2 separate regions of the Homo sapiens genome follow, and region 1 is linked to region 2. The links are chromatin loops, found by intact Hi-C in ENCODE. Cell type or tissue: PC-3. All regions are shown on one strand. Each heading gives the region's core, and the rest is flanking DNA. Links, peaks and the distances in the headings are about the cores only.

Region 1 (11,059 bases), core at 3,405-8,404, 130 kb after region 2:
ACATAGCAAAAGCAAGAGAGAGAGTGGGGAGGGGAGAGGTGCCACACTTTAGAATAACCAGATCTTGTGAGAATTCATTCCCTATCACAAGGACAGCACCAAGCCATGAGGGAACAGCTCCCAAGACCCAAACACCTACCACCAGGCCCCACCGCCAACAGTGGAGATTACAATTCAACATGAGATTTGCACAGGGACAGATATCCAAACTATATCAGTCCCTTATAATCCTTTTTTATTTCTGATGCATCTGTTGTGATGTCTCCACTTTTATTTCTGATTTGATTTATTATTTGCATCTTTTCTTTTTTTCATAGTCTAGCTAGGGCTTTGTCAATTGTGTTTTGTTTTTCAAATGACCAACTCTTGGTTTGATTAATTTTTTTCTATGTTTTTTATTCCCTATTTATTTTTATTCTGATCTTTTGCAAAAATAAATTAATGGGAGTATGTAAAACTAAAAAGATTCTACACAGCAAAGGAAACAATTAACAAAGGAAAAGACAACCTACAGACTGGGAAAAAATATTTGCAAACCACATATCTAATAAGTGGTTAATATCCAAAATTTATAAAAACTCTTACAACTTAACTGCAAAAAACCAAATAACTCAATTTTTAAAATGGCCAGAGGATCTGAACAGATATCTCTCCAAAGATGACATAAAAATGGCCAACGGATATGAAAAGGTGCTCAGGGTCACTAATCATTAGGAAAATGCAAATTAAAACCTATGAAATATCACCTCACACCCCTAAGAATGTCTGTTATCAAAAAGAAGAAATAACAAATGTTGGTGTGGAGAAAAGAGAACCCTAATATATACTGCTGGGGGACAGTAGACTGGTACAGCCACTATGGAAAACAATATAGAGGTTCCTAAAGAAATTAAAAGTATAACTACCAATGACCCAGCAATCCCTCTTCTGGGTATATACCCAAAGGAGAAGAAAATACCACCCCATAAAGATATCTCCCATGTTCATTCCAACATTGTTCACAATAGCCAAGATATGGAAACAATCTAAATGTCTATCAATGGAGAAGTGGATAAAGAAAGTGTGGCATATATATACAATGGAATATTATTCAGCCTTATAAAAGGATATCCTGTCATTTGCCATAACATGGATAGACCTGGAGGACATTACGCTAAGTGAAAAATAGCCAGACATAGGAATAAAAATATTGCATGACCTCAATTATATATGGAATATTTAAAAAAAAAAAGAGCTCAAGTACACAGAGATAGAGAATGAAACAACGGTTACCTCAGGCAGGGTTGGTAGGGGAGAGGAAATGAGGGAATGTAGGTCAAAGGATACAAAACAGTAGATACGTAGGATGGACAAGTCTAGAGATCTAATGTCAATATGAGGACTAAAATTAATAAAATTATATTGTATTGGGAATTTTTGTTAAATAAGTAGATTTTAGCTGTTCTTGTCATAAAAAAGTAACTATGTGAGGTCATAGATATATTAATCTGCTTCACTATAGTAACCATTTTATTATCTATATGTATCCCAAAACATCATGTTGTAAACCTCAAATATACACAATAAAATTTAAAAATCAAAAATAAAATATTTTTTAAAAGAATAAAGGAAAACATTTGAAGTAGTCATTTTGGGAGGAAAATAAACATACTGGGGAAACACGGTAAGATTGCTGGGCAGTGCTGAGTGCCATTCTGAATCAAGATTATCATCTTAAATGAGAGACTTGGTATATTTGGATGCTTTTCTCCATAAATATTCTCTTGTTTGGGTACAGCCATGGAGTAGGTATACGACTGAGTTTAACCATTAGGTCTTTGCCAAACAAAGGGAAAGGGGTGGAAAAAGTCAAAGGTATTTGCGAGATAATGGTTATGATGATGGGCCATGAAATTAACTGTGAGGAGGTAGGTGAGGAGTGAGTATATGAGGTTACAAAAGAAGTGAGTAATTATTATCATGGGGGTAGAGTCGAAGTGAAGGGCACCATGAAGTGGAAGATTAGCTGGTAAGTATGGTGGGAGGGCATTGAGGGGGTGATTAGAGAGTAGGAGGCTTGAAATCAATTTCAGAGGTCATGTAGTCATTGGCACTGATGAGGTCAATTGATATGATCATGGGAATGGGCAACTCAGGTAGGGTAAAAGAAATGATGGCTGAATGCGAGGCAGTTCAAAACCAGAGACAGCAAGAATACAGAAGTTAAGAATGATGACAAGAGTACAAGGTGGAAGAAAGAGTGGGCTAGTCACTGAAGTAATCAGTGTATGAAGAGAATGACCAGGGTTTGGTAGATGTCAGCAAAAGAAACACCTGGATTTTGTGGGGGTGACTGAGGTGACTAGGGATGTTAGGCATGCTGGAATCAGTCCTGACAATCTCATGACAGAAGGTGGGAAACTTATTGTGGAGCCTAGGGCTGCTGGTTTCTCCAGCATCTGGTGTTTTAAGATCAGCATTTGAGTCCAAACTCTACCACACTAACTGTGTGAGCTTGTGAAAGGCTACGAAAAACCTGCTTATTCTCATCTGTAAAATGAAGACAAATGTTCAATGAATTGCCTAGTTCATAAGGAGCATTTGAAATAATGAATGCAAAAGCACTTTGCAAGCTCTAAAGGGCTATAGAAATGTTAGTTAAAATTAAAAATTTATGTCTTGCATTGTCATGACCAGCCTTTAAACCAGAGCTAGAAGAATTACCTATTCATCTCTTTATCGGCCACAATACGTAACACATATCCTATGATTTAGAGATTACAAGCTTGAATAACACTGAACAATAAAAGCTTATAAAATGAATGAGTCTGTGACTAATGTCTCCAATGTTATTATCAACATTACCATCATTACTGTTAAGCATTAATGCTTCAAAAATTGTGAAAAAAGGCCGGACACGGTGGCTCACACCTGTAATCCCAGCACTTTGGGAGGCCAAGGTGGGCCTGTAATGCCAGCACTTTGGGATCACCTGAGGTCAGGAATTCGAGACCAGCCTGGCCAACATGGTGAAATCCCATCTCTACCAATATTACAAAAATTAGCCAGGCGTGGTGGCAGGCACCTGTAATCCCAGCTACTCGGGAGGCTGAGGCAGGAGAATCGCTTGAACCTGGGAGGCAGAGGATGCAGTGAGCTGAGATCACACCAGTGCAGAGACTTCATCTCCAAAAAAAAAAAATACACATCCTGGTTTTTCTTTTTACCAAATCCATTGAAATGAAGAAAAAGTAATATTTCTTCAAGTTAAAGTCACACAAATATTTATACACTTTGACCTAATAATCTCATTCCCATAACATTTTTATCATTTAATCAAGCACAACATATATTTACTCTTTTCTCTGTTCTTCAGAGAAAAGTGCAGAAACCATAAGTACACATATAAATTTTTAGAGTGAACACACACATAATAGCCCAACTCCTAAAAATTTGATGTCATAAAATATTCCCCTAAAATGTAAAAGCCTAATATCTAAAGATGAGGTATTCACACTATGTTATAGTGCAAAGGAGCAAAAAAAAGCTCATTGTTTGGTGAAGGGAAAATGGAGTAAATATTGGCACATAAATTCAGTGGAACAATATGGAGCCATTAAAAACGACAACCGTGAAGAACCGCAAAACAAAATCCACCAACTTGAATGCCCTTGAGTTAAGTGGGTAGAAGAACTATGAGAAGGAGCCTGGTATAAGATGATAAAAGATAGGGGAGGTAGGTCAAAGACGGTCAGAAAATGCAGAGTACAGAGTGCTTGCAGGCCCCACATAAAGACATTCACATTAAAACATTTAAAAATAATAAAGGAAGATAAAACATGGTATTGAAAAACAAAACATGTTATGGACCAAATGTTGCCCATAGGTCTTTAGTTTGTGACCCTTTCTGGAGATAGAGGAAAATAGTCAACGGTGAAATAAACATACTAGATATGGCAATATGATTATAACATAAAGATTATGTTGACATATGGACAATCACTGGAAGTGTGGAAAAAATGAATGTCGGCCTTGGTGGAAACTTGGCCAAATAACTTTACCCCTTTTAAGCCTCAGTTTCTTCATCTGTAAAATAGGGATTTAAAAAATTGCCTCCTTCGTACAGCTGTTGTAAAGGTTAAGTGTGATTGAAAGGGCAAAGTGAGTAGAAAAGGACCTGGCAAGTGGCAAACAAAACTATTCTCCCCCTCATTTTCCTCCTCCTCCTCCTCATTATTATTTTGTTATTATTAACTATTTCTGCATTTTATATCCCACCATCCTGTTTCCCTTTGTTCTACTAACTCCAGCCACAATAGCTTTCTTGTTATTTTTCCAATATGTTTTAGCCTTAGGGCCAAAATTCTTTTGCCCCTAGTATTTGTCTTACTTCCTGAGAGCTTTTGCTCAAATGACACTTCCTCAGAAGGATTTTCCTGTCCGCCTCACCCTGCTTTTTCTTCATTGCACTTAGAACCATCTGATATCTTATGTGTATATGTGTATATATACATACGTTTATATAAACACATCTGTGTGTATATCTGTGTATTATATATATATACACACACAAGGGCAGGACTTTGCCTAACTTGTTTACTGCTATATTCCCAGTTCCTTGAAGGGTACCTGGCACATAATAGACATTGAGGCATTATTTGTTGAATACTGTTAAATGTTTAGGGTGGAGATATTGTGCCTTTTCTTCCCCCTTTTTTTCTAAATCCCAGAATGACAATGTTTGTAAAATCAATGATTTAAAAGCACATTTTCCTGCAGGTGATCTTAATGTGTAACTCTTTGTAATCTTTTGTAACTTTTTTGACAGATCAGCCATGCAGAAGCTGGGGACAGAAGTATTTGAAGAGGTCTATAATTACCTCAAGAGAGCAAGGCATCAGAATGCTAGCGAAGCAGAGATCCGCGAGTGTTTGGAAAAAGTGGTGCCTCAAGCCAGCGACTGTTTTGAAGTGGACCAGCTCCTGTACTTTGAAGAGCAGTTGCTGATCACGATGGGAAAAGAACCTACTCTCCAGAACCATCTCTAGGCAACTATCAAAAAGAAGCAGAAGTTCAAGTGGACAAATTTATGTGAAAATTCATTTAACATATAAGCTGAACTCTATTATGGGGAATGGATACAAAAGCAGAGCTCCCATCTTGACTTTCAATTCCTCATCAGAAGTACTGGCTTCTTTAGAGAGTAGTAAGCATGGCTGCCTATGCTTGGAGTCATAAGTGTTATTTGGACTATACCCTGAGATAAGCTTATAGATCAAGTTTGGCTCCCTTGAAAAGCATTTCTCTCATGTGCGCCCTCAGGGCTTCCAGCAGGATTGAGTCACCCTGACGATGACCGGGGAGAAGCCGTGTGCTCTTCATTATTTTCAGCTGGAGGACAGAGCTCAGTGCCTGACTGCCTAGGGTCTCATGGACTGTAGGCAGCCTGCCAGTGAAGGTCACTGGACTCTAGCCTACAACATGCTGAGCTACAGCCCAGAAGCCAGACATGCCTGTCTTAGCTGACCTGTTTTTGGTCCACTTTTGCCCTTCCATGACTAATAAGGAAGATATGTGTGTATTTCATACACACACAAGGACCTGGATTAAAAATCCAAAAAGTGATTCTCTTCTATGATTTATTTCAAACTCATCCATAGATAATTCAAGATTTGTATTCAAAATAAACATAGTTTTCACAGTTACAAAATAAATCACCTATTTTATCTTTTCCTTATGTAAAACTTTCTTATTGAATGTAACATATCCATCCTTTGATAATTATTACTTAGAGCCAGTAATATTTGGTTAATTTGGTGCCTGTTGGGTACTAGTACTGTGCTTAGTAGTTTAAGGGCCTTCATTGGATCTTTTCACTAACTTGAGAGAGATAGAGTGAAAGAGAGAGAAAGAGAGAGAGAGAGACAACAGAGAAAGAGAGATGCTCAGGTTAGGTAATTTGCTTAGTCACTCAGCTGCAAGAAGCAGAGTTGGCATTTGAAACTAGGTCTGTCGCATTCCAGAATCCATACTCTTAACCAGTGTCTATCAGAATTTTCAACCATGGAACTATATTAGATTTGCTTGTGAAGCTTTTTAAACATAGACACATTTAAATATACTGTTAATGAAAAAATTATTGACACTTATTGAAATGGCAAAAAGACTGTAATCAGGACTATTTTGATAGGTATCAACAATATTGCAATATGGGAGAGGCATTGGGCTCAACTCTGAAGTTTCTTTGCTGAAGCAAAGAAAACTAGAGATTAATAGCCAATTAGCAGGATACGGGCCTTGGTGGATGGAAAATTTCTAAAAGGAGTATTCAAAGGTTGGGGGTTGTATTCATCTGTTTAGTGTTGCCATAAAAGAATACCAGAAGCTGAGTAATTTATAAAGAAAAGAAGTTTATGTAGCTCACGGTTTTGTAGGCTGAGAAGTTCAACGGCATGGCCCTGGCTTCTGGCAAAAGCTGTTGTGTTCCATCACAACACGGCAATGAAGGGGAAGTGGACAAGTAGGAAGACAGAGAAACCTGAGGGGTGTCCTGGCATTATAACACCCACCCTTTGGGGAAATAATCCATTCCTTCAAGAAACAATCCAGCCTAGAGAGCAAGAACTCCAGAGCAGTAGCAAGCTATTTTTCAGGGTGCTCCCCCATAATCCAAACATTTTCCACTAGGCCCCACCTCCCAACATCACCACTTTGGGGATCAAATTTCAACATAAGTTTTGGAGCAGGCAAATATTCACACCATAGCAGGGAGATTCCTGCTAAACTGACTTAAGATTCCCACTGGAGGAAGGCCAGGGTCATCAGAGATTGAGGGCAGGTGATGAGGAATTTGATCAGATACTGAGGGTGATCAGCTATCAAATGTGGGGTATTCTCAATAAACTGACTTTACCAGAATTCTTGCTAAAACTGGGTTTGGCAGGCTGAAGACAGAGCCAAGAATGAGGCCTCATAAAAAAGAGGGCTCAAAAGAGCCTGTCTAAAGTTTGGTCGAGGAGATAATCTTTGTCAATACCAAGACCCACCCCACTCCCTTCTCTGGGAAGACAAGGGGCTAAAACATATCTATTGTTTCAGAACTGTCTGGGTGAATTTGATGCCCACAGTACTGTTATTCACTTTTCAGCCTCCTGCTGATGACTGAGGAAACTAAGAGAGTTTCTTTATCTTACTAACTTGTTTTCAGTGGTGCTGTGCTTCCTGCATGATGCACTCTTTTAGACCAGTGATTCCCACATTTGAGCATGCATTCGAATCACCTGGAGTGCTTGTTGAAGCATAGATTGGTGGATTCCATCACCAGCATTTCTGATTCAAGAGATCACGGTTTCTAACATGTTTCCAGGTGGTGCCAGTGCCACTGGTACCACACAGAACAATTGTTCAAGACCTTTCTTTCTGTTGTCTCTCTTCTCCCCCTCCCTCTTTTTGGAACAGTGTTTTGGCTGCTCTTAATTGGGGGCTTAATTAATCTCACATCTTGGAAGGTGGTATGAGGACTTCCAAGAAGGGTCCAAAGACTTCAAATGCTTCACAGTGAATATAAGCAAGTAGTGACTGGGGTGGAGTGGTAGGTGAGTCAGTGTGAATAACTTGAGAGAACTTAATGGGCTTATTTTAAGGACAAAGGGGCATGGCCACTGTGCCCTAACACTCTATCCTGTGGCTTCACTTCTATCCCTGCCCAGCAACCAAAGGAACCACCCAGGTGAACCCACAATTTCTCTAGTGCTCAAGGGTTATGAACATCACTCTTCTGAGTTCCCACAACTCCCTTACACTATAGAGAGGTTTTGGGGGCTGCACAAAACTTCATTCTGCCTCTTCCCAAAGCTAATGATGCCCATTCTCACCCTCTCTCCCTGCATACTGGAGAATTATTCCTGGCTGGGAGGCTGGGGGTCAGGAGCATGTCTGTGCTCTCACAGCCCCTGTGTCTGCAGCAGGAAAAGCAGACCTCAAATACTGCTTCTGGAGGTGGGATCTGAGACTTTTCAGAATTTGGAACTTGAGTGTGTTTCCCAGGTCAAAATCTACGACCCGTGGTTGTTGCCATGGTAGAACACTGAAAATCAGGTTTGCCCTGGGAAACCTAGGATGATGGGGGCATGTGACCACACTGCTGCTGACAGCAGGCATGCAAATTGCCATCACATTAACAGGGAAGAGACCTCACCCCAGAAAATGCTCCCCAGAGCTCACATGCCCTTTTGTGACCAACCAGATTGCAAATATGACTGGAAGAGCGGGGACCATAATATTACCCCAGTTAATAAAAATTGCCCAATCTTCTTGTCGATGGTTTTTATAACATTAGAACAGAACAAAACTTGTGTGCTGGGTCCTAAGAGGAAATAGCTAGATTTTCAAATAGTTTCTTTCACAAACAGATTCACCTTCCTATCTTGCATTTCAGAACATGGTTCTTAGAAGACAGGTGCAGACTAAAAACAGCTTACTCTCCAGGGATTTGTGTTATGCACTTCATCAGGCTCAAAAGAAAAAAGAGCTAGGAAGAAATATCATTTTGAATCATAGCTCCATGCCTCTAAAGAGAAGCTCACTCAAGTTTACTTTCATTTGGTTCACTGGGGTGGGAGTGGGGAAGAAGATTTAACATTACTTGAATGTTAAATCTTTTACTTATCACCACTGAGAAAATGCTTTCTCTTTCAGCTGTACTCAGTCTTAATTTTGAACCACTTCAAATTGTATTAGTAACGATCCAACTGCAAGATGGTGGGGGAAATTGACTAAGGAGTTAAACTAGGAAGTTTCTTGTTATGAAACAGTCACAGGTATGAGCAAATAAAGGGATCCTGCTAGCTTGCTGCTTTGTAAAAAAAAATATATATATACATATATATTTCAAAAATGCCAGTTGACCTTTCTGCTTTCTATTTATACAGAGGAAATGCCACCAGCTATTTTGGGTGATGCAGAGATAAAGCACACAAAGGAGAGTGCTGGAAGTTAATTATTTAATGTCTTTGGGGCTGAAGTTGGAGCAAAGCCCTAGGTATATTTTAAGAGTCCAGCCATCACAGTGGGCTCAGAGTAAAGGAGGCTGACAAATTAAGCAGTAGCTCAACAGGGGGAAATATACCACATTCCTCTTTCAAGATGATGGGTTCACTAGCTAGTGTATCAGAAGGGAATGGGGCCAGGCCACTAAGGTGATAAACAGAAACAGGCAAAGAGAAGGAGAAAGTGTGGGGCTGGGGGAAGGAGAGAGGCACGGGTGGACACAGAGCAAAACAAATGTTTTAAAGTACTTCTGCCACACCTGTGTAAGGAAAAAAATTGAACTTGATAGCAGATGACTTGGATTCCAGGCCTACTCTTACCATTTACTGTGTGATCTAAAGCAACTAAGTGATTTCCCCTGAATCTGTTTCCTGCCTGTGTCTGAAGATTGCTGTAAAGAATAAATAATACAATAGGTTGAATCACATGAAATTGCCACCGTGATTCAGCCTAATGTGTAGAAGTGCTTTAAATGCCATAAAATGTTCTCAACTTTGAGGAAAAAAAATCATTAAATGTATTATCAAGCTACCTCATCTTCCACCATTGGAGATTCATCCCTGAAGACTCCCTTAGGTTTCTAGGCTTCTATAATTACCATCCAAATGCACCCTGAAAGATAAACACTTTTAGCCATTTTCAGCTAGCACTTGACCAGAAATTAGCTGAGAGCCAGCTAAGAGCTGACAGAACCATGAGGAAGACAGCTCTGGAAGGCAAGTCAGTGGACTCTCCAGACCAGCCTTGCTTTCTTTCAGTGCCTCAACTCACTTCATGAGTCTGCAACACCACAGTGTTCATCATTGCCAGAAATCTTAGGATGCTCAAGTTTTTTCCTTAACTTTAGAAGGAAGTTCAGAAATTTGGTTCAACAAATATACATTATAAAATAATACACAAATATTCACTAGGAGTACCACAGTTATTAACATTTATACAGAATTGAAAACTTGACACCAATAGGAATATTTTCTTTTTTATTTCATTTATTTGTTTATTTTTGAGACAGAGTCCCATTCTGTTGCCCAGGCTAAAGCGGAGTGGTGCGATCTCGGCTCACCACAACCTCCGCCTCCCGGCTTCAAGCGATTCACCTGCCTCAGCCTCCTGAGTAGCTGGGATTACAGGCAAGTGCCACCACACCTGGCTATTATTTTTTGTACTTTTAGTATAGCCAGGGTTTCACCATGTTGTCCAGGCTGGTCTTGAACTCCTGACCTCAGGTGATCCGTCTGCCTCGGCCTCCCAAAGTGCTGGGATTACACGCATGAGCCACTGCACCTGGCCCCAGCAGGAATATTTTCAAAGTAGATTTTTAGGTTTAGTTCAGGAGACAATCTTTCAACAGCTAGAAACATTCTTTTTCCTTCCCAAAATTTTGTGGCTTTTCCCACTTTGATAGTTTGAATTTTTAGTCCCAATTTACCCCTCCCTAAACCCCTGACTATTGCCTTATAACTTTGTAGTTCTCAATATTTCCCCACTCCTTGACTCTGAGTTTGGCCATGGAACTTGTTTTGGCTGAGGAATATACTAAGGGGCTGGAAACATGTCGGTGCAGTTGGATATGTTCTCTTGCATCTCCCTCATCACCAGCCAGCCTATCATAGGAGGATGACAGAGATGGAACAGAGCCACACCAGCCAACCCACAGAGTGACGCAAAGTCATCTCAGCCACTGCAGGCAAAGCAGAGCCGCTCCAGGGGACATAAAACTCCCAGGCAAGAGATACATATTTCTTGCTGCATGCTATTCAGGATTTGTGGTTGGTTGTTATGTGGCATTATTATGTCAATAAGCTAACCAACATGTCTTCCTTCTCCTGACATCACTCTTTATTCCTCCTCCAACACTTTTTTTTTTTTATCAAATCCTTGGGCTTGTAAAAAATTTTTTTGGCATTGATTTTTATAAATCTGGAGGAAGTTTGTCTCCAACTATATTATTCTGTGGCTTCTTAGACAAAATATGGATACCCTTTTTCAATATGGCCCAGGTGAGCCACAAACTCTGACTTTCCTGGCCTTCAGC
Region 2 (11,059 bases), core at 2,911-7,910:
TTCTGTCAATTCGTCAAAGTCATTCTCCTTCCAGCTTTGTTCAGTTGCTGGCGAGGAGATGCGATCCTTTGGAGGAGAAGAGGCGCTCTGGTTTTTAGAATTATCAGACTTTCTTCTCTCGTTTCTCCCCATCTTTGTGGTTTTATCTACCTTTGATCTTTGATGATGGTGACCTACAGATGCGGTTTTGGTGTGCATGTCCTTTTTGTTGATGTTGATGCTATTTCTTTCTGTTTGTTAGTTTTCCTTCTAACAACCAGGACCCTCAGCTGCAGGTCTGTTGGAGTTTGCTGGAGGTCCACTCCAGACCCTGTTTCCCTGGGTATCACCAGCGGAGGCTGCAGAACAGCAAATATTGCAGAACAGCAAATATTGCTGCCTGATCCTTCCTCTGGAAGCTTCGTCTCAGAGGGGCACCCGGCTGTATGACGTGTCAGTCGGCCCCTGCTGGGATGTGTCTCCCAGTTAGGCTGCTCGGGGGTCAGGGACCCACTTGAGGAGGCAGTCTGTCCATTCTCAGATCTCAAACTCCGTGCTTGGAGAACCACTGCTGTCTTCAAAGCTCAGTTGGAAATGCAGAATCACCCATCTTCTGCATCACTCGCGCTGGGAGCTGTAGACTGGAACTGTTTCTATTAGGCCATCTTTGTTAAGAAACTGTTAATTACCCTTGCCAAAAAGTCAACATCTAAATGTCAAGATGTTTCTTAGTACTAGAAGAGGCCTGGAATTCTACTGTTAGGGACTTTTGCAGCCTGCATGGAAGATCTGAGTTCTGTTTGGCAACTTTATTCTCTGTCAGATTTCAAGTTGCAAAATAATTCTCCTGTTAGATCCTGTGATAGTTAATTTTATATGTCTATTTGGCTAGGCCATGGTAGTTTGGTCCATCACCAGTCTAGATGTTGCTGTGAAGGTGTTTTTAAGATGCAATTAATATTTTTATATCAGTAGACTTTGAGTAAAGCAGATTACTCTTGATAATGTCATAATGTGAGTGGGCCTCATCCAATCAGTTGAAAGCTTTAAGAGAAGAAGACTGATCTTCCCCAAAGAAGAAGGAATTCTGTCTCCAGGCTTCCTTTGGACTTAAGGTTGCAACATTAACTCTTTTCTGAGTGTCCAGCCTGTTGCCCTACCCTCATGGCCTACCTTGCAGATTTTGGACTTGCCAGCCCCCATAATTGCGTGAATGTGAACCAACTCCTTAAACCCCCCATGCCACCCATCTCCACACACACACACACACACACACATCCCATCTTGCTGTGTTAAGTTTGCCTCTTCACATTGGTGAGCCGAGAATGTCTTTAGGCCAGCAAGCATGTTCTAGCAGTTTCCTGACTGCCTCCAGATGGCCGGTTAACAGAAGGGTGCTGCCAATGGGAGACAAATGTTTTCCAGGAGACCAGAGGTGGAAAAGAGAAATTATGATGTTAGGATTTTATTGAAGAGAAACTCTCATTTGGCTTACAAGGTGTTCTGTCTGCCAGCAATTATACAAGTTGCTAAGTGCATTCCAATGTACATGACAGAAACTTTGTTAATGAGAAAATACAACGAGAAAAAAGTAAAAGAGAGGAGGGAGAGGCCGCCTATGGTAGTAATTTAAATCCTTCAGCTGTGGTGGTCTTAGTTAGAATCTTACTTTTTGGCAAATATTTGGTGGCCAGGAACAGAAATCAGTGGTCTATTCTTTTACTACTCTAAGTGTGGTTTGTGGACTAGCAGCATCTCCATCACCTCGAAGCATGTCAGAAATGCAGAATCTCAGGCCCTACTCCAGTCCTGCCAATCTGAACCCAGAGTTCATCAAGTTCCCCAGATGATTCATGTGCACACTGGTTGTAATGCAGTACATGTTTTTGTCCCCCCAGATTCATCATATTGAAACCCTAATCCCCAGTGGGATGATATTTCGAGATGAGGCCTTTAGGAGGTGATTTGGTCATGAGGGTAGAGCCCACAGGATGGGATTAGTTCCGTTGTAAGTAGAGACATGAGAAAGCTGGCTTCCTGTCTCTATGTTTCCATGCTCCTCCACCATATGAGGATACAAGAAGAGGACAGCAGTCTGCAAATCAGGAAGGGAGCCTTCAACCAGACACTGAATCTGCCAGCACCTTGACCTTAGACTTCCCAGCCTTCAAAACTGTGAGAAATAAATTTCTGTTGTTTAAGCCACCTAGTCTATAGTATTCTGTTACAGAAGCCCAAACTAACTAAGATATTGGTCTAGTTTATTACTCCTTGTCGTAAATTTGTAAGTCTTAATGCAGAAAAGTAACCTGAAATCATTCAGTTCAGGCTCTGGTTTTAAGGTTGGTGAGTTATCACCATCCCATTCTACACGTAAGACACCTAAGGCCTGGGAGCTTAAACCAGTTGCCTAAAGTCATAGAACGAGTTGTCTTCTGCCTCCAAACACAGCACATCCCACTATGTACCAAATTTTTCAGAGTCTCTGTGAAGTCTTTCTACATTTCTCCTTGACAGAATGAATTTCCTGGCCTGAATTCATTTCTCTGAATTTGGGGGAGAAAAGACAAATGTTACCTTGTCATTTTCGCTTTTACTCTCTAAAGCAGGAAAGAAAAGTTTCAGGGAAACATTACAGTTTTTCCTGAGGGAAAATCATCTTGACATATAGGATAAAAGTGCAGACTCTAGAGCTTGAGGGAGACCTATTTCCAAAAGGATCATGGAGCTTATTTCTGTCACGTGAATGTGCGTGCATGTGTGTGTGTGTGTGTGTGTGTGTGTGTAGCAGGGAGTGGAGAGCTTTTAGTACACTCAGTCAAATATAGAGATGTCACTTAGAGAGGCACTTACAGCAGAACCTGCTGTCCTATATATAAAAAACAGTACTGTACTGTACTTAATTTAGCCCTCCAGAAAGGGTCATGAATATGCATTTTGTCTAAGAAAATTATTTCTTTTCACAACCTCATGTGTGATGCTGTAGGCTAAGCTAATCAATGTAGTTAAATTTAGCCCTGGTTTTGAAAGTTTGTTTTAGAAAAGGTCACGGTACTAACCCTGTAGTTTATTGTGTGAGGAAAGAAAGCATCATGGCAAACCAAGCAACTGATGTGCACCCCCATCCTAAGAATATAAACATATTGTTTGTATTTGAGGTTCAGTTCCACTTGCAGTTAGTGATATTATTCTCAAAGTTGACTTGATTCCTGCTGTGCTGTGAAATATACAAGGACAAAAAACCAAACACCGCATGTTCTCACTCATAGGTGGGAATTGAACAATGAGAACACTTGGTCACAGGAAGGGGAACATCACACACCGGGGCCTGTTGTGGGGCGGGGGGAGGGGGAAGGGATAGCATTAGGAGATATACCTAATGTAAATGACGAGTTAATGGGTGCAGCACACCAACATGGCACACGTATACATATGTAACAGACCTGCACGTTGTGCACATGTACCCTAGAACTTAAAGTATAACAAAAAAATATATAAAAAAAAAAGAAAAGAAAGATATTGTCTACCATGGGGGTGTGGGAGGTCTGTGAGCTTGCCTTTCTCTGGGCAAGGGGGTTGCCCAGAAGGCTGGGGTTGGGCATTTATTCAACCTGTGCATGTAGATATGGTGTAAAAGAAGGCAGAAAAGGGCATCTTACAGATGAGAAGATTTGATTGGATACATCCTTTGATATGGCACTCAGTTACATGAAGAGGCTTAGGGCTGGGGTGCGATGGAGACACTACCTCTCCCCTGCTACATCCACAACTGTGAGAGCTGGAGCACTTTCAAGGGCCAGGAGATTCTGCCTTCTCTTTGCAGAGGTGGGGATTGGTGATGGTAGATGGTGTGCTGGCCAGGAGAGGAACTGAGGATCAGAGAGGTAAAGTGACTCACATCCCAGAGCTTCAAAGAAATCTGGCCAAACTGAAAGCGGAGGCTGTGCCCCTCTATTTAGAGAGGTGACAGCCTAGAACAGTGCTGTCCAGTAGAATTTTCTGCAGTGTTGGAAATATTCTATAATTTTGTCACAGGTGACTATTGAGCACTTGAAAAGTAGCTAGTGCAACTGAATTTGTCATTTTATTTAATTTTAATAATTTTAATTCAAATAGCCACAAGTGGCTAGTGTCTACCATATTAGGTCAATTCTAAAAGAAGTGGTACTTTAAAGAGATGAAGTGGGAAAGCAAGAGTGAATTCAGGGAAAAATACAGAGTTCAGGTTATGAAAGCCAGGATTCTGAAGGTACATATGAGAACTATCTGGAAAGCATCAGAAAAATAAAGCTTCCTAGACCCAGACCAGGACAGCCCAATCAGAGTCTTTTGGTACATAACCTTTAAATGAGATCTACCATATTCATTGGTAAGAAGAGGCAGATCTGGGAATGTGGGTTGCAAATGATAAAAGGTCTTGCCTGCCAAACTTAAGATTTTATACTCAATTTTATTGGCAGCGAGGGCCTCATTGAAAGGGGAGAGTCACATGGTGAGTGCATTAGGCAAGGCTTGCAGCAGCCTGTGTAAGACATGATGCCAATGGAAGATAGGAGATGATTGCAGAGCTGAGTGTTAAAAGATACCTGGAGTATTCATTTCTCCCTCAGAATATGAGTGTGTTTATTTCACTGGGGGCTGTCCATATTCTTCTCTGGCTTGAACATTGGTTCAAAACATTTCTGCAGCAGCCTGTGTAAGACATGATGCCAATGGAAGATAGGAGATGATTGCAGACCTGAGTGTTAAAAGATACCTGGACTGTTCATTTCTCCCTCAGAATATGAGTGTGTTTATTTCACTGGGGGCTGTCCATATTCTTCTCTGGCTTGAACATTGGTTTGAAACATTTCTTAGCAAATATGCTGCTGCATGCCTCCAGTCCCACTAAATGTTACGGTGATTGAAAATTACAGTTGCTTCCCTTGGGCGCAGAGGGGGCTCTTTGTAATGAAATAGAGATGCAGCAGCCATTTGGCATGTGGAGTAACAGCTTCTCTGGGACCTCCAGCAGGGGCCCATGGTATCATAAAAGGGGATGAGTCACCAGGGAAAGGAACAATTGTGGGTCTCAGAGTGTGCCCTTCCCTCTCTATGACTTCTGAGCTCCAATGAGCAATCTTAACTGCTGTCACCGGGAACTAGGACACCGTGAACACAGTGTTCGAGGCCCAGCCGATGACTCACTGCATAACTCTGATAAACTATTTCATGGTTCACAGTGGGGAGAGAGATTGCTTTTAAAAATTGAAAAGGAAAAAATAAAATACAATATATGTTGAATTGAAGTTTTGAGATGGATAAAATGCCTTTTCCCAAACAGCAAAGTATCAGAAGAGTCAGTTTTTTTTCTTTAATAGTGCCGGGGAAGGCATGGGGGAGGGAGAGACTGGGTATCCTTATAAGCTGCTGGGAGAATGGAAAGCTGGGGTTTTAGGAGTGGTTTTTATCTTGTTGGGAGAGTTCAGCTGTCATCCTGAAGGACAGGTGACCTCTGCCTGGGAAGTGTTTTCCTCTAGCTATGCTGTTGGCCCTTTATGTGTACAGTTACACATCACTTAAAAACGGGGATGCGTTCAAAGAAATGTGTCCTTAGGCAATTTTGTCATTGAGCAAACATCATAGAGTGTACTCCCACAAACCTAGATGGTACATTTATGCTAAGTTTCGGGTGAATTTGGCGTCTTACAGAGCACATGATCGGCCACCATCTCACTCTGGCCCCTCCCACTCTCTTTCCCTCCACCTTTCTGGAACAGGGCCAAAGCCCTCCTCTTGTTCCCTGGCAGAAGGGATCATATCATTTTCTTTCCCTGCACTTTTATTAGGTATTTTTCTAAATACAATTTCTTAAAAAAAATTCTCACAACAACAATTATAAAAGCGAATCTTTCTACCTACTAAATTAATAAGTGCCATTTTATGGAGCATCTACCATGTTCTGGACATTATGCAAGATGAAGCATTTTAAGAAGACTTTGAAGAGGGCCAGGAGACTAAACCTCCAGAGAGAAAAAAATTTAGTCATCTGAGATGTAATTGATATCTGACAAAGGACTCACTTTAGCAGTGCCACAGATGTGGGCTCTATTATTTTCTTGAAGGTCTGAGGATTAAAGTTATAATATTAAAGAATGTGACTTTGCTGGCACCTGACTATTTTTCTTTAAGAGATGTTTATCTCTTATCCTTTATATTTTGTTTTGTAACCATGAGTCAAGATATTTTTATTATAATGTCCAAGTCTTTAGATGGGTTCCTTAGAAGCACAGCCTGAGATGGGTATCTGGTGCATGTATCTTATTGTGGAGAGCTCTAAGGATGTGGGTGTGTGTATATAGAGTTTGGTGTGGGGTTGGGGGCTGTGTCCAGATAAAAGGAGCTGAGCAAGGATGTGGTCTCAGCTGGAGACTAGCCTCAGTCTGCTCACACAGGGAGCTCTGGGGCATGAGTAACACCACAAAGATGGTTTTACCTTAAGTCACTCAGTCATTGGCCAGGACTGCCCCTGGGGCAGAGATGTGGCATCATCTTTTCAGTAAGGAGGGCTTCTTTGATCCAAGAACAATTCTGTGGAGAATAGAGTATCTGTGTGCTGTCAGCAACTGTTATAGGCTTCACTGAGTCCCCGCTAAAAGCCATATGTTGGAGCCCTAACCCCCAGTACTTCAGAATGTGACTGTATTTGAAGACATGGCTTTTAGAGAGGTGGTTAAATTAAAATGAGGCTGATAGGGTGGGCTCTAAGCCAATCTGACTGTGTCCTCATAAGAAGAGGAGATTAGGCTTTTCAATGATCGCCATTCTAACTGGCATGAGACGGTATCTCATTGTGGTTTTGATTTGCGTTTCTCTAATGACCAGTGATGATGAGCTTTTTTTCATATGTTTGTTGGTCACATAAATGTCTTCTTTTGAGAAGAGTCTGTTCATATCCTTTGCCCACTTTTTGATAGGGTTGCTGGAGAGGATGTGGAGAAATAGGAATGCTTTTACACTGTTGGTGGGAGTGTAAATTAGTTCAACCATTGTGGAAGACAGTGTGGTGATTCCTCAAGGATCTAGAACCAGAAATACCATTTGACCCAGCAATCCCATTACTGGGTATATACCCAAAGGATTATAAATCATTCTACTGTAAAGACACATGCACATGTATGTTTATTGCAGCACTATTCACAATAGCAAAGACCTGGAAACAACCCAAATGCCCAAAAATGATAGACTGGATAAAGAAAATGTGGCACATATATAACATGGAATACTATGCAGCCATAAAAAAGGATGAGTTCACATCCTTTGCAGGGACATGGATGAAGCTAGAAACCATCATTCTCAGCAAACTAACACAAGAACAGAAAACCAAACACTGCATGTTCTCACTCATAAGTGGGAGTTGAACAATGAGAACACATGGACACAGGGAGGGGAACATCACACACTGGGGTCTGTCAGGGGGTGGGGGACTAGGGGAGGGACAGCATTAGGAGAAATACCTAATGTGGATGATGGGTTGATGGGTGCAGCAAACCTGGGTGTAGCAAACCATCAGGACGCGTGTGTATCCATGGAACAAACCTGCATGTTCTGCACATGTATCCCCAAACTTAAAGTATACAAAAAAAAAAAAGAGGAATAAGAGATTAGGACACAGGGACACCAGGGTATGCATGCACAGAGGATGACCTTGTGAAGAAGCAGCAAGAGGGAAGCCAAGGAGAAAGGCCTCAGAGGAATCCAACCCTGCTGGCCCCTTAATCTCCAACCTCCAGAACTCTGGGAAATAAATTTCTATTGTTTAAATCACCCAATCTGTGGTATCTTCTCATTACAGCTCTGGCTGACTTAATACAGCAGCCAACATGCACAGCAGCTAGCAGACGAGGGTGTGCCAATTATACTTTGGAGTGTGTCTGGGAAGAGAATTTGTGTGGGGCATTGATAGTAGCCACTACACCCACTTACAAATGAGAACACCGTGACCCAGAGAAGTGAAGTAGCCCACCTGAGGTCACACAGCCAATAAGCAACGGAGGCAGAATTTGATTGCCATCTGACCCTACAGGTGGTCCTCCTAGTCACTACTTTGTATCATCACTTCTGTTGCAAGGCAGTTTTTCTCAGAAGCAGCAGATGTCACCAGTTAACTTTGACTTCAATTTCTTTTTGGTTTTTTGTTTGTTTTGTTTTGTTTTGTTTTCATCTAAATTGTGCTTACCTTATACAAAATGGAGCTTCTGGGGGAAATTGAGGCAACTCAGCACAATGCCTATGTCTGTGTGTCTTCTCAAAGTATTGACTTTTACCTTATGTAAAAGGTAAAAAAAAATCTTATGGTTTTGGGGACGTTGTAGCATATTAATCATAGGTTTCCTATACATATGAGAAAATAATATTTTTATTTTTAATGTTTTTATTAAAAATGAATTTGAGCAGTTTTTCACACCCACAAATGTTATTTTTGGGAAATTAAGAAATGCTTTGATGGCTGTCATGTTAATACAAATAATAACTGTAATCATTCTAAGCACTGCCACTCCCAATTTGTAATGAATGAACATGGTCTTCATAGAGGCCACATTGAGATACAAGAATAAATCAGTTTGTTCTTATTAGAGCCTTATAATAGCCTTGTTCAGTATTTTCTGGCTTGGTGTAATAAAGCCATTACCCTCTTCAGAAAACTAGAAAAGAAAGGACAAATAGAGATGGACATCTTTTGGTAGCTGCCTTCTGCTGAGGGCTCCCACCACCCACCCTCTGTCTGCCCCATGACAGCCAGCTCCGCAAACTTTAATGCTGAACTATGATTAGATATGCAGAGAGAGGCAGGGTGTCCGGGGCAGACTCTAGGGCACCTGGAGAAAGCTCCAGCCTAACAGCATTTGCTGTCACACTCTGGGTCCTCTTGACTGAGTTCTGGGACTTGACTGAGTGGGCCTGCAGGATGTAACTGGAAGTTTTAGTACGATGAAGACATTTTTTGCAGTTCGAAGGTATGACTACATCTGAGATATAAGTTCAAAGTATGTGAAAAAGAGGAAAGGGGTGGGGGAGTCTTAGGAAAAACATCTGTATCTCCTTCCTCTCCTCAGCTTCCCCTCTCCACGTTACTCTCCCAAAGGATTAGTTAATTCTTTGTATATGATATTATGTGGCAATTTGAAAGTCCTTATCTCTTAGAGATTTATGTACTCATTTATTCAGCAAGAAGTTTTGGGTGTCTGCTTTGAATCATGTGTTGGGGATACCATGGTAAGCAGGATGGGTGTGGCCTCTGCCCTCCTGGAGCTTACCATCTACCTGGAATATTAGAAGGGATTTTTATTTCAGCAGACATAAAGTGCCAGTCATTGTGCTGAATTAGTGGTTCTCAAACTTAAGGGTGCATCAGGATCACCTGGAGAGCTTGTCAAACCACACATTGCTGGACCTTCATCCCAGTTTCTGATTCAGTAGGTTGGAGGTATAGGCAAATTTGGAAATTTTTATTTTTAATAAGAGCCCAGGTGATGTTGTTCTTGCTATTCTGGGGACCACCCTTTAAGAACCATTCTGGGAAGCCTGTCACATGGATTTGCTTAAGGCATTCTAATGGTTAAAACCATCTGGGATGGTGGTGGGCCCACAGGCTGAGATCTTCTAAATGTCTAAAAGGAACTAAGTTCCTTTAGAGGAAACTTGGTTTTCTCTTCAGGCAAAGTTCCTGTTTTATGAAAACACTCTTTTTTAAAAAAATTGTTAATGTATATCTGGATCGTTTTAGCAGTTTAAAGAGCTAATGCAGTAGATGAAGTGACAGGGAGTTTTTCATTTAACAGTTGCATCTGTATGTCATTTTCTCCTCGAAGGTTCTATAAGATAGAGCAATAGTTCTCAAAGTGTGTTTCCAGACGAGTGGCATAGTTAGAAATGCAGAATCTCAAGCCCCATTCCAGACCTACTGAATCAGAAACACTGGGTGTGGGAGCAAGAATCTGTTTTAACAAGGCTTCCAGCTGATTCTGAGGCACACTCAAGTTTGACACATCTGAGATAGATGGTAGTGAGAACTAGGCTCAGGCTGAATCTGATTCTCCCAGCTCCCTTAAGACGGTTTACCAGGATGACTAAGCTTCAGTTTTTCTATCTCGTAAGTCAAAAGTCTATCCCTTGTTGTCTAATATCTTTCAGAGCTACAAGAAAGATAATCATGACCTTTCTGAAATGGTTTTACTAGCAAAGATGAAAATTTCTAACTAACCATAAATAGACTTATTCAGTGAAAGAAAGGGGATTCAGATGCAGCAGTGTGACCTTCGGTTGGTCATTAGCTTGTCTGAACCTTACTTTTCCTATCTGAAAAGTGGGCAGAAAAATGTCATTCTAGTCTACATTGAAGAGTTGTTGCAAAGATCAAATGGTATCTTTGTGCTATTAAATGGTATCAAATTTTTGTGGTATCAAATGTATATCAGCATGCTTTTTAAACTGTAAAATGCACACAAATATAAAGATTATAACTTTGGGCTGCTCACCCTTAGCTTTGTTCTTTTCTATCAACAAAATGGGAGTAGTTGAATTACTTATACCTCTATGGAGATTTTAAGTAATTTAGACAACTAATAGCACAGTAACTCGAGCTCTTCTAAGGTAAAGTTTTTCTTACGTTTATGTTTTGTCTTTAACATACAAAGGTTGAAATATGTAGAAATAGTATAAAATCTTTTAGATTTTATTATAGTGTATACTCTTATTTGAACTAGTCACATTCTAGAGCAGTGATTCTGAGAGGGCAGCCTCCAAACCAGCAGCATCAGCATCAGCTGGGAACTTGTGAGTAATGCAGATTCTCAGGTACCACACCAGACCTGCTGAATCAGCAAGTCTTGGGGTGGGACCCAGAGATCCGTTTTAACAAGCCCACAGGTGATCCTGATGCTCACACAAGTCTTAGAGAAAGGCATTTATTTGGGTCTTAATTGAAGGATCTGATAAAGGCCATCATTTTCCTGGAACAGGGTGATGTCTTCGTTTTTCCAGCATGGATTTGAAACATCTGTGTCCAAACTCGTGCAGCCATTATTGGATTCCTTCATAA

What was found. Peaks named below come from ENCODE experiments on the same cell type or tissue, not always from the same donor. Only the 100,000 strongest peaks of a DNase experiment are listed, where the experiment ranks them.
Region 1: a loop joins it to region 2, with 2.2 times the contacts of the local background. A loop is called at or near these places in 2 of 110 quality-filtered maps.

Annotation. Positions count from the first base shown.
Region 1 is chr3:131,344,750-131,355,808 of GRCh38, forward strand. NEK11 (NIMA related kinase 11) reads left to right here. Exons shown (of 18, transcript NM_024800.5): 18 at 4,808-5,716. The coding sequence ends at 5,027. The region is part of intron 2 of NUDT16-DT (NUDT16 divergent transcript); the gene reads right to left. Among named protein-coding and RNA genes, the nearest start is that of NUDT16-DT, 31 kb to the right of the region's middle. In PC-3, for the core only: no CTCF peak of the experiment used is centred there; DNase peaks (open chromatin) are centred at 4,372 and 5,292; H3K4me3 peaks cover 350 bases; H3K27ac peaks cover 3,204 bases.
Region 2 is chr3:131,211,960-131,223,018 of GRCh38, forward strand. The region is part of intron 14 of NEK11 (NIMA related kinase 11); the gene reads left to right. Among named protein-coding and RNA genes, the nearest start is that of NUDT16-DT, 160 kb to the right of the region's middle. RefSeq lists an enhancer at 4,788-5,289. In PC-3, for the core only: no CTCF peak of the experiment used is centred there; DNase peaks (open chromatin) are centred at 5,082, 5,612 and 6,362; H3K4me3 peaks cover 990 bases; H3K27ac peaks cover 2,645 bases.